Regions from separate parts of the Homo sapiens genome. Here all the other regions are linked to region 1. The links are chromatin contacts, found by Hi-C or POLR2A ChIA-PET in ENCODE. All regions are on one chromosome and are shown on one strand. The core of a region is the stretch at or near the end of the contact, and the rest is flanking DNA. Distances in the headings are between cores, read along the strand shown.

Region 1 (3,013 bases), core at 273-2,772:
ATGGTGCCACTGTACAGGAGAAATACTAACTCAGGACCTTTTTAATGAAAACCTGTAACATCAAGGTACAAATAAATCCTAGAGATGAAGGGATACATATAACATGCTCTACCTGAAAATGTTAAAACTAGTTTTGATATCTTATTATATATAACACTCATAGCAGTGAGAAAATATCTTTAACATTTATTACAATGATTTGTGGTAGGAAATTTTCTAAACTTGAGGTAGGAAACCTTTCTTACTCATGAGTATTCATTTCAGGTCCCACTACAGTGCTTTTTACAAAAGGAGGAATGCTAATAAAATGAAAATCATATTCCATTGAATTAAAAATTCAGGCCAATTGTGCTGAAATAAATCTTACTGAATGCCTTCTAAATATGCCATGCCCTGCACTAGAAACTTTCGTAATTCCTATTTATTCTTCAGAATAACCTGGGAAACAGAAAAAGCTAAAGTCTGTTTCCTTTATTAAAGTTTGAATATGAAGAAACCGACAGAAGCAAATAGCATAAAAATTCATTTTTGTCTTCAATTACAGGAAGAATGTAACATGAAAGCTGAGATTACAATGAATAGTACATGAATATGATGAGGTTTTGTTTTGTTTGTCCTACCAGAGCTCCAAATAAAAACACAGATATATGGTTTGACATACGGAATGGGATAGCTAAAACTGTGACTGCCTAAGACAAGCTGAAACCTAAGGTGCCGAACCATATTGGGGAAAGAGGGGAAAAACCAGTAGGTCTGCTATCAATCAAGAAAAGAATAAGAAGAAATGGGATTCCCAAGCCTTCTTCAGCTTTTTCTTCTCCAGCAGAATAGCCTAGTCAATGCTACGTCTTGTCAAATTGTGTCTCACATGGCTTTAATGCACACTAACTTTCCTAAGAAGTATTTGTATCTATTTAAATCTAGGGATTTTAGCCCATATTAATTACATGTATATTAGGGCAAGAACACAGGATGTAAAAGGTAAAAATCTGAATTTCAGTCCATCTGCGAGACATTGTGAAAATCAATTACACTCTCTGAAGACAATTCCTTATCCATTAAACAACAGAAAAGGTGATTAAGTTGATCCTTGCCTACATGTCAGAGTCGTGTAGAGTTTTTAATGACACTCATGTGAAATTCCTTTGGACTGTAAAATACTATTACTTACGTGCAAAGATAATGTCCCGAAATCACAGAAGGGATGACTTAACATTAACATCTTTAACTGCGCCCCCGTCCTTCCTCTCAAAAAAAAAAAGTTCTCTATTTTTAGTTGAATGATTCTGGGAAAATCTCTATTGGAACCTATCGACTTCGCAAATGACAAAGGCGAGGTCCAGAGACTTATCCAAGACCCCAGAGTACCAGTGGAAATCAAGACCAAACCACACGGTGGAGACTGGTTCCGACGTATCAGACTCAGTGCTTCCGGCATGGCGCTTTAGTGTCAGGTGAAAGAACAGCAACCCGCCCCGCTTCTCCACCCCTGACAAGCCTTCCGAAATGCCACGCTGAACATGGCTGCCGCGCTTCGATGCTTCTTCACACACACAATATGGACACGGGTTTGAGGCTCCAGCCCCGGATGACAACACTCCGGAAATATGCGAGCGGCGGCGGAAGCGGAAGTGCCTCAGCGGTAGGGGCCGGGGAAGTGTCTGTAGCGTCCCTCCCTCTCAACCACAATAACAGGCGGAGGGTCGGCGTAGGTGAGGCGGCGGCTGAGTGGGCCTGGGGACCGGGAGCGGGGTGGCAAAGCCCGGAGTGCGTGCGGCAGGGCTGAGGTAGCTGGGTGGGGATTCTGGAACTTCCGACCGCTTAAGCTCGGCCTCTGGCCCCCTTGGGGCCTAGAGCTCCTTGAGAGATCAGGGGTTGAATTTGTAGTTCCTGGCCTTCTAGGCCGTGCTTGCGGGGGTTGCCTGCTTGTCTGAACCTGGCCCCAAAATCCAGCATAAAGAACTCTCTCTGGGCCCCAGTTTCCTCAATGAAATGGGTGAGGGTGTTGGACTGGACAGCTTCTGTGACTGTCTCCCACCCCGGGCGTCACGAATTTCATGATTTTAATGTTAAGTCGGTGTTTCGGCCAGTAAAGTGAAGGAGGTCTGTGTTCAGCGTAGTGAGGAGATGTCCCTGAGCAGGAAGCAGTGAACACATCTTTGGCTGCCACGCCTGAGTATCAGGAGCCCTGAATTCTAGTTTCACCCCTTCCACCTACACACCGTGTGACCTTGTCTAGGTCCATTAGCTTTTCTGTGCTGCAGTTTGCTTATCTGTGTTGGATGCCTTTGATGTCCGTGCCCTAGCTGTGGAAATCAGATTCTTAACTCCCTTTTCATGGAGTCTTTACAGACCTGAAAAGCATATTCTCCCTGCACTCTGCACACCCAGAATTTGACTAAGAGATGTCTACCGTGTTTCTTTGCAGACACCAAGCTGGCCAAGGGCAACTGGTCACTTAGGAAGGTTCCTGTGCAATGAGAAGCTCTGTCCAGAAAACTTTGTTTTATACACCTAAACCAGCAGTGTAAATCACTACAAAGTGAAAAACAGGAGACCTTGATTTTTGTTCCAAAGTTGCTATTAACTTGATGGTTTACTTTGGCCAAATCCCTTCCTCTCTCTGAACTTGAGATTTTTTTATCTGCTAAAGGAAGACGTTGGATTAGGTCACTGGTTTTTAATCCCCTTTCCCATTCCCCCAGCACAAGTGAAGGATAAAATAATAGTTCTATAAAGCCATGATTTTCCCAGGGAAGGAGGAGGTCCAGTCTGGAGGGTATGTATTACATAGGCATAGACTGAAAAAAATCCGCTTGTAATTTTTAACTTTCATTTTGAGAATTAACATTTTAGATTATCTGTAAGCCTTCTTTCCCCTCTTTAAAATATGTGATGCTGTAATTCTGATGTCCTCCTTGGGTAAAGAATGTAGAGTTTTGTGTGCCTCTTTGTTTAAATGGCTGTGTGCCCAGAGGTACACACTTTATATTTAGTCAAACAGATACTAATG
Region 2 (3,013 bases), core at 244-2,743, 2.9 Mb after region 1:
AGTTAATAATAGTGTACCAATGTCATGCCCTCAGATTTAAAAAAAATTTTTTAATTTTTTATTCTTTTGCCACCTCCTTGTCGCTGGCAGTGCCCCCCAGTTATGCACAAGCACAAGCTCTGGGTCTGCAGTCTGAACCCCCGGCCAGGCCACGGGTGTCTTATCAACAATAGAGGAAACGAACAGAACTTTGTAGTATTTTTGCAACTTTTCTGTAAACCAAAATAAAAAGTTTACTTTAAAAAAGATGATCAGGTGAGTTTTAAATTCTACACATGCATTCATGTACTCAACAGATTGTCTATTATGCATCAGGCACTGGGTATAAATGAGTGCCTGCATCATGATGCCACCCCTTGTGTAGTTTACAATCCTGTGGTAAATTGGCGGTATTGGTAACAACATCCCTGTTTTTTCTAAAAGCAAATCTCCAACTAGTATATTAACCTGACAAAATCTTGGCTGATGGGGTGTCTAAAAAGAAGTCTTGCTCTATTCCTTCCTAGCTGTGCGACCTTGGCAGAGCTAACCTCACTGTGTATCAGTTTCCTCAGTGCTAAAATTGGGGAAGAAAAAAAAAAAGCATTCCCTTGTGCGTCCTTAGCATGCTTTCAAGCAGTTACTAAATGTTAGTTTTTATAACGGTTATAATTATTAAAAAGATACGGATTCGTGAAGTCAAGAGATCAAGACCGTCCTGGACAACACGGTGAAACCCCGTTTCTACTAAAAACACAAAAATTAGCTGGGCGTGTGGCGCGTGCCTGTAGTCCCAGCTAGTCGAGAGGCTGAGGCGGAAGAATCGCTTGAACCTGGGAGGCAGAGGTTGCAGTGAGCCGAGATCGCGCCACTGCACTCCAGCTCGGGCGACAGAGCGAGAGTCCGTCTCAAAGCAAAAAAAAAAAAAAAAAAGACACACATATGGGGAAGCGTAACATGGCAGAGAGTCTGACATTTTTGTCCGGAAGGACTTGGGGATGAAAACACTGAATCCGCGGTTTCCCAAAGGTCCTTCCAAAGGTGACGGCCCCGGCACGAGTTCACAAACCACAGCTCCGCCCCATCCCCTGCCCGGCCCCGCCCTTCCCAGGAGCTCTGCTCCGCCCCGCCCCCGACTCCGCTCGGCCCCTCCTCGCGCCACGCCCCCGCCCCTCCCGCGCGCGCAGCTCCGCCCCGCCCTCGTGATCCCGCCCCAACCTCGTGCTAAGCTCCCTTCCGTTCCAGCCGCCTTCAGCCCCGCCGCGCTCAGTTCCGCCCCTTTCTCTTCCAACTCCGCCTACGCCCCAGAGAGGGAAGGCCTTGACACCTACGCTAGAGAGACAGGCTCCAATGAAAAGAGCGAGGGGGCGGAGCCGGGAGGAATCGGTCCAATTCTCGGCCGGGAAGTCTCTGGCCGGGACGGGGCAGGGCGAACCTGCCAGTGACTGGACTCAGCTTCTTTGCGTAACCAATACTGGAAGGCATTTAAAGGCACCTCTGCCGCCACAGACCTTGCAGTTAACTCCGCCCTGACCCACCCTTCCCGATGCAGTCCCTGATGCAGGCTCCCCTCCTGATCGCCCTGGGCTTGCTTCTCGCGGCCCCTGCGCAAGCCCACCTGAAAAAGGTGAGTGCACCCTCTTTTAAGAGTCTGTTTGCAGCCTCCTGGCCCAGCTACGGGTGTGCGGGTCTGGCTGAGATATGGGGGTGGCCACTCCGTTCTCTAGAATTGGTTCTCTGCACTAGAGCCTTCCAAAGTAACTAATTATGGGATTCTGGTCTGTACAATGAGGGTGGCCTCTAAAGACTTGTTCTGCTCCAGGCCCTTTTTGGAGAGATTAATCTCACGTCTGCACTCTCCTGCCCTCCCTCCAAGCGCCGGAGTGAAAATGCAGACAGCCTTAAAACTAAGGCATTGCCCCCAGAGATTCAGTCCTGTTAACCCTGCACCTTACTCCTGACCCCCACTCCTTATGTCCCCCATGATAAGGCCTGCTGCCTCATCTCTTCCCCTGCTCGAATGCCCTGAGGTCTTCCTGAGAGTTGGGAGGGTTTGAGAGCTTTTCCAGGCCAGAGGATCCAGATTTGCCCATCTGGTGACAAATACCCAGGCCTGTGACCCCGCTGCCCTTGGTTATGAGCCACTGAGACAACAGTCCCCGTACCCTCCAAGCTTCCTCCTTCACTTCTCATTGACACCGCTTCTTCCTTCACTTCTCATTCACACCGTGCTGCAGATCCCTGGGAAAGGGAAGTTCTGTAATCCCTTCACCTGAAAAAGCCTCGTTCCTGGCTTATTGCAGCTAGCCCAATGTCTTTCAGATTCAATCTATGTTGTTGCAAATGACAAGATGTTCCCCCTTTTAAAGGCTGAATAGTATTCTGTTGTGTATATATGCCACATTTTCTTTATGCATTCAATTTGATGGATAATTTCTTCATCAAGTGTCTGTTGATGGATAATTTCTTTATCCATCAAGTGTCTGTTGATGGACACTTAGGTTATTTCCATATCTTAGCTATTGTGAGTAATGCTGCAATGAATATGGGAGTGCAGATAGCCCTTCGAAATGTTGATTTCAGTTCCTTTGGATATATACCCAGAAGTGGGATAATGGCTCATATGGTAGTTCTGTTTTATTATCTCATTTATATGCGGATTCTAACCAAGTTGAACTTACAGAAGTTGAGAGTAGAGGTGGGGTCTCACTCTGTCACCCAGGCTGGAGTGCAGTGGGGCGATTGTAGCTCACTGCAGCCTTAAACTCCTGGGCTCAAGCAGTCCTCCCACCTCAGTCTCCTGAGTAGCTGGGACTGCAGGTGTGGGCCACCAAGTTCTGCTAAGGAATAGGCTTTGAGATTTATTGCACACCAGGGTGACTATCGTCAGTAATGTATTATATACAGAAGCTCCTTAACTTTCCATGAGGTTATGTTCTGATAAACCCATCATAAGTTGAAAATGCATTTAATACAGCTAACCTGAGAATCATAGCCTAGCCTACCTTAAACATGCCTAGCCTACCTTAAACAT
Region 3 (3,013 bases), core at 227-2,726, 2.8 Mb after region 1:
CCTGGCTGAGGAAGGCTTACGGGAACCCAGAGCAGGGTTGGAAGGGCCCCAGGAGGCAGCTGACTCCAATCCCCACCTCCTTTTTCCAGATAGAAAAGCTGAGGCCCAGAGGTGGGTGGGCAGATAACTTGTCAGAAGCTGCAAAGCAGGGAAGCAGAGCCCTGGGGAGAATCCAGACTCACAGCTGAGGCTAGAGTCCTTTCCGTCCCCCTGATGCCAGGGTCAGCTTTATCTGAGTAGCTGAGCCTGTAGGGGAGAGGTGATTCTAAGTCTCAAGGGGCTCAGGTCACACCCTCCTCAATATCAGAGCTGCCTTTCCGGTGTCTGGCCCAGCACCACTAGTGCTGGGATCTAAGTAACCACAGTCAGAGCCTATTGGCCGAGGGTAGAGGCAGGAAGGAGGCGGGGAGTGTGGCCCAAGGGGCCCCACTCCAGGGCCTTCGGGGAGGAAGGGCGGGGCCTAAATGATCAGGGCTGTTGAGAAATGTTAGTGTTCACACCCGAATTACAGAAGCTCAGACAGAACACCATAAATACAGGCCTTAGCCTCCCCATCTCTAAGATGGGCAGAGATATTCTGCCAAAGTAATGCCTGAATTTGATGTCATTGAAACTCAAACACTGCCAGGGACATTAAAGATTTAATTCATCCCCTTCATATCATATAGTGTGTGGTCAACATTTCCTCACTGGCTGGAGGACAGTCCAATGTGATTGTACAACCAACTTAAAGTTAGAAGTGCCAGGCTGCACCACTCCGCTGCACCGGGGACACGGCCTATGCTCTGAACACCTGCAGGACCCCCAGAGCACACAAGTCAGGGGCGGATGTGGTCTCCACTGCTCCTATCTGACCAACTGATGAGGTGTCTCAGGGGAGCAAAGGACCACTTCCTTCTTAAATACCCCTGCACCTGGTGAGCCAGACCACAGCAGACAAGCATCAGAAGGGCCTTGAGTGCAAGGCCTCACTTCACAGACGATGACACTGAGGCCTAGAGAAAGCCTTTCTAATACACCTTATTTATTTTCTTCCTCCCTAGGGCTCCCGTTTTCTTGTCCCATATCAGCTTCCCAGGGTGTCTGCTAGTTCTGGTTGCCTCAGAGGGCCTGGAGCTGGCAAAAGCACTAGACATTATTTCTAGCATTTGGGTCAGCCTGGCAGGCAGGACCCTGAAGGAGCTGGACAGAAAATGGTGTCAGTAGCTGGATGGGGGTGGGGAAAGAGACAGGCTGAGGGCCCAGATACCTGTCTCCCAGTCCAATGGCAAACTGGAAGGCCAGAGCCAAGGTCCTAGCTTGCCATCTGAGGCTGAGCGCCTGGATACCTGTCTCACAGTCCAATGGCAAATTGAGAGTCCAGAGCCAAGGTCCTAGCTTGCCATCTGCTTGCTGTGTGACCTTGAGTGGACACTCTTCCTTTTCTGTGCTTCTGTACCCTCCTCTGCATGGCATGGAATTGTGCAATGGGATACGTAAGAGCCCTTCTGGTTTTGACATGCTGTGGATGGGGAAGAAGGGGCAGAGTGAGGTCATCTTGCTATCTCATCTTCTGTCGATCCTGTCCGGCTTGTTTGCTCTGGGCAGGGCAGAGGCAGTTTGACACACTCAGCTGTTAGCTCTGGTCATGGAGGGGGCTTCTCTGGAGAGCAGGAAAGGAGGGTCCCTTGCTCAGGAGGCCTGGGTGAGAACCTGGAGCCCTCCACACCATCCCCTGTTCTTCAGCAGACAGTGTAAGGGTGGTTGTAAAAGAGAGGGCGGGATTGCCTGAAAGCAGAGAATGACAGAGCTCAGCCATCTCCCAAGTTGCACGCAGCATGCTCCTAATTCTACAGTAGCACTGTGAACAGAAATAAGTACCCATTAGTGAGGACAAGGAGGATGCACAGGATGCTCAGGGCAGGACCATTTGCAGTAGGGAAATGCTGTAAACTGAGGACTGGCTGGATATACTCAGGGACATAATACTATGTCATTTCATTCATATGTTTAAGAGAGTGAAGTAGACCTTTATGTACAAAGATGGAAAGGCATTTGGTAAAATACCAATATCCAAACTAAACTATTTCTTTTCTGTCACCCAGGCTGGAGTGCAGTGGTGTATTCTTGGCTCACTGCAACGTCCACCTCCCAGGTTCAAGCAATTCTCCTGCCTCAGCCTCCCCAGTAACTGGGACTACAGGCATGTGCCACCATGCCCAGCTAATTTTTGTATTTTTAGTAGAGACAGGGTTTTACCATGTTGACCAAGCTGATCTTGAACTCCTGACCTCAGGTGATCTGCCCGCCTTAGCCTCCCAAAGTGCTGGGATTACAGGCGTGAGCCACCATGCCCGGCCAACTATTACTAATGATAAAAAAATGCATAGGAAAAAGTACCTAGAAAAGCACAAACTGATAACAGTTGTCATCTCCAGAGAATGGACTAAAATTACTGTGGTCAAGGAAGGGTAGCTTCCATTTTACATTTTACCTAAATTATTAGGATTTTTTTTTTTTTTTTTTTTTTTTGAGACTGAGTCTTGCTCTGTCACCTAGAGCGAGTGGTGTGCAGTGGTGCGATCTCGGCTCGCTGCAGCCTCTGCCTCCCAGGTTCCAGCGATTCTCCTGCCTCAGCCTCCTGGGTAGCTGAGATTACAGGCACGTGCCACACGCCCGGCTAATTTTTGTATTTTTAGTAGAGACGGGGTTTCACCATGTTGGTCAGGCTGGTCTCAAACTCCTGACCTCAGGTGATCCGCCCGCCTCAGTCTCCCAAAGTGCAGGGATTACAGGCGTGAGCCACCACGCCTGGCCAATTCTTAGGATTTTTAAAGCAACAACGCATTCAAGAATTACTTATATACAAAGAAATTAACAACAACAAGAAAAAGGTACCTCTCTTGGAACCTGAAAGCCTCCCCCAGAGTCAAGGTACAGACAGAGAAATCAAGGCTGGGGAAGAGAATAGTTAGCAAAAGAGGCAGAAGTGGACCCATTGTTAGAATGATGAATACCAGAGGTTGGGAAGGAC
Region 4 (3,013 bases), core at 337-2,836, 2.3 Mb after region 1:
TAACATCTCAAGAGTATATGGATCTGGGCTGGGTGGCAGTGGCTCACGCCTGTAATCCCAACACTTTGAGAGGCCAAGGTGGAAGGATTGCTTGAGCCCAGGAGTTCCAGACTAGCCTGGGCAACATAGCGAGATGCTGTCTCTACAGAAAAAAGAAATAGAGTATATGCATCTAATGCTAGGTAAGTGAGTGTCTTTCCACAGCCACAACTCTTAGGTTCATTTTTGGCTCCCAAGTTCACTCCCAAGAACTAACATTCCTAATGCTTTCCACAATCCCTAAATCAGAGAGGATACAGCTGTGGCCCGCCCACTTTACAAAGTTTAGTCAAAAGGTAGCTACTGTAGACTTGTCCTGTGCCAATGCCCGGAATATAGTAAATGTTCTGTTTAAACAGAACTATTCAAACATCTTGAACCATTCAAACATCGTGAACATACTAACATATCAACACCTCTACGACTACACAATAATACAGCCCTAACCTTATTATTGTTAACTGGTTCTAATTTTACCCTAGTTTGTAACAAAGGGGGAATGCTTACTTTAAAGAGATAAAGTACACTGGCCAAAAGGCATTTGACCAGGATTCAGGAAACCTAGTTTCTAGTTCTGGTTCTCCTCCTATCATGCTGACATTCCTAGAGCCAGAATATGTGAACTTAAATCCCAGCTCCATTCCTTACTATTGTATGAAAAGACACAAACGCTCTCACCTTCTGGTCAACAGACCTATTTCCTAGGTAAATGCTCAACAAATACTAGCTATCGTTATTACCCCTACATTACAGGAGTGTTACCGGATTCGTAAGAGAATACACATGACAGTTCTTTGCAAGTCGTCCAGCACTTCGCGTTAGTAAAAGAGCATCATTTTTTCTGCTTGTCTAAGAGAAACACTTCACAGTGTGCAAGTACCACAACATCGACAGGACATGAATAACTCGTTTCACACGCGATCACTCACCATTCGGATATATGGGTTTTCTCCAAGACATGTCTGGCACAGAATGGGGAAGTCCTGGTGAAAATGGGAAATCTGGTTGAGGACCACCCTCCGAAGACCCTGACACCTCAGTGACACTTGGGGTGGCGAGGGGGCGGGAAGCGAGGGTGGGGAACTAGGCACGGCAGGAACCCGAAGTCCATCACGACCCGATCGCGGGAGGGGGCGCTGTCTGCACTTCCGGCAGGCGGCGGGAGAAAAGAAAACCAGCTCTAATAGGCTGGAGGGGGCAGGGATGGAAAGGGTGCTGGTCCCGGGACCCTGGCTAAGCCCCCTCCCTTCAAGCCCGCAGGAGGATCGCCCTCCGCCCTCCTGCTCCGGCCAAGCTAGGCCGCCGCGCTGGCTCCTCCCCGGTATTCCTTCGGCCGCGCCGCAGGCCCTGTCCTGCCAGCTTGCAAGGTGCGCGGCTTCGCCTCCTCCTTCCATCCTCCTCCGGCAGGCACACTCACCGCATCCTCCCAGTTCTGCCTGTTGTAGGTGTTGGAACCCAGAGAGGTCGCCATCTTGAGAGCGTCCGGAGGTAGCTGTAGCTTCCGAATTGGGAGAGAGGACCGCCACAATCCCGTCAAGCCCCGAGGCTAGCGCCGCGCCGGTCGGCGTCTTATTTACGCGTCTAGGGCTTCTTCCGGGGCGGGGCCTTTGCGTCATGACGTCGCCCGCTCTTGGAATTTCTAAGCTTAACAATTGGGGTCCTGGTATAATGCACCTGGATGCTTCCTTCGAGTTTTTGCCTGCTTGGAATGAAGGGCCACACGTACAGTTGATTCATTTAACAATTGGGCGAAAGAATAAAGGAAGACGTAATGCATCAGAGGCTGGGGTTAAAATAGCGTTCGCTACCACTGAGGCGCTTATTATGCCAAACTCTGGGCGAACGTCTTGCGGTTCCAGTGTCTTATTTATTCGCATAACCTCTCTGTAGGGCTCTCTGTAGGGCTGCCAGATTCTGATTCTGTCTCTCTCTCTCTCTCTCTCTCTCTCTCTCTCTCTCTGTCACTCACACACACACATGCACACACACACACGCACGAATTACAGAACGTCTAAAGTTGAATTTCAGATTAACGGCGAATCGCTTTTTAATTATAAATATATATGGTACCTACTCGTCCTAAAGTAGGATTCGTGGTTGACCTGAAATTCACATCACTTAACCAATCGTCCTGTATTTTATCTGGTAACTCTACCCTGTAGGCAAGTATGATGATCCCTCTTTTATAGAAAAGAAAACAGGTTTAGAGAGATTAACCTAATCTCTCCTGATATAGCTCCTGGTTGTGGAGCTAAAAAGTGGTGAAGCCACAAATTCATTAGTACTGTTTCATTTCCAGCTTCTGAAATGACAAGGGTCTTACGAATCAACATATGCATTATTTGATTTTTGGAATAACTCATAACCACTCTGCCAATATTTTATGAGTTTCAAGCCATTCTGGTACCACTTTCATACTTACCGTGTCATCAAGCTACCTAACACATTTATTTAAATCACCTCATTAAAAAAAAAAGTTGATTTAAAGTATAATTTACATAAAGTTTTATCCTTTTTAGTTTTGAATTTTGTACATACATTCACTTACAGTCAAATATGGAATTGTCTGTCATCCCCAAAGTTCCCTTGTTTCTGTAGTTAGTCCACTTATCCCATACTCAAACCATGGCAATCACTAATTTGTGTTCTGTCCCTAGTTTTGCCTTTTCCAGAATGTCACATAAGTGGAATCCTATATATCCTTTTGGATCTGATATTTTTTCACTTAGTATTTTGTAGTTGAGATTCATCCATATTATTACATGTATCAATAATTTCTTCCTTTGTATTACTGAGTAGAATTCCATTGTATGGATATATCATACAATTCACTTGCCAGTTGCTGGATATTTGGGTTGTTCCCAGATTTTAGTGAATATAAATAAAACCATTATAAACATTCACATACAGATCGTTGTATGGACATTGGTTTTCATTTTGCTTGTGTAAATGCCTTAGAGTGAGATTATTTGAT

Evidence for each region. Hi-C counts contacts between places; a loop is a spot of excess contacts on that map. ChIA-PET counts read pairs that join two places held with the same protein, here RNA polymerase II (POLR2A). Pooled maps may share reads with other maps.
Region 2: a loop to region 1 is called in a map of CD8-positive, alpha-beta T cell, with 7 times the contacts of the local background. The contact joins the promoter of GM2A here to the promoter of FBXO38-DT in region 1. A Hi-C loop is called at or near these places in 3 of 168 maps with a recorded cell type or tissue (CD4-positive, alpha-beta T cell, CD8-positive, alpha-beta T cell and naive thymus-derived CD4-positive, alpha-beta T cell) and 10 of 50 pooled maps.
Region 3: a loop to region 1 is called in a map of naive thymus-derived CD4-positive, alpha-beta T cell, with 7 times the contacts of the local background. The contact joins the enhancer-like site here to the promoter of FBXO38-DT in region 1. A Hi-C loop is called at or near these places in 1 of 168 maps with a recorded cell type or tissue (naive thymus-derived CD4-positive, alpha-beta T cell) and 5 of 50 pooled maps. POLR2A ChIA-PET finds 5 or more read pairs at or near these places in 1 of 52 experiments (naive thymus-derived CD8-positive, alpha-beta T cell).
Region 4: a loop to region 1 is called in a pooled map, with 24 times the contacts of the local background. The contact joins the promoter of RBM22 here to the promoter of FBXO38-DT in region 1. A Hi-C loop is called at or near these places in 8 of 50 pooled maps. POLR2A ChIA-PET finds 5 or more read pairs at or near these places in 2 of 52 experiments (T-cell and activated CD4-positive, alpha-beta T cell).

Annotation. Positions count from the first base shown.
Region 1 is chr5:148,382,328-148,385,340 of GRCh38, forward strand. It overlaps FBXO38-DT (FBXO38 divergent transcript), which reads right to left and starts at 1,523. Exons shown (of 5, transcript NR_105057.1): 1 at 1,172-1,523. It overlaps FBXO38 (F-box protein 38), which reads left to right and starts at 1,631. Exons shown (of 22, transcript NM_205836.3): 1 at 1,631-1,712. RefSeq lists an enhancer at 1,408-1,607.
Region 2 is chr5:151,251,692-151,254,704 of GRCh38, forward strand. GM2A (ganglioside GM2 activator) reads left to right here and starts at 1,494. Exons shown (of 4, transcript NM_000405.5): 1 at 1,494-1,606. The coding sequence starts at 1,526. RefSeq lists a silencer at 1,105-1,454.
Region 3 is chr5:151,213,920-151,216,932 of GRCh38, forward strand. The region is part of intron 1 of CCDC69 (coiled-coil domain containing 69); the gene reads right to left. The region is part of intron 2 of LOC105378230 (a long non-coding RNA gene); the gene reads left to right. Among named protein-coding and RNA genes, the nearest start is that of CCDC69, 8.7 kb to the right of the region's middle. RefSeq lists enhancers at 569-618, 969-1,028. Within about 2 kb of position 1,477, at least 11 of the 41 ENCODE cell types and tissues checked have a DNase peak (open chromatin) inside an H3K27ac peak, as active enhancers do.
Region 4 is chr5:150,699,476-150,702,488 of GRCh38, forward strand. It overlaps RBM22 (RNA binding motif protein 22), which reads right to left and starts at 1,587. Exons shown (of 11, transcript NM_018047.3): 1 at 1,457-1,587; 2 at 969-1,022. The coding sequence starts at 1,510. RefSeq lists enhancers at 829-1,605, 1,606-2,382.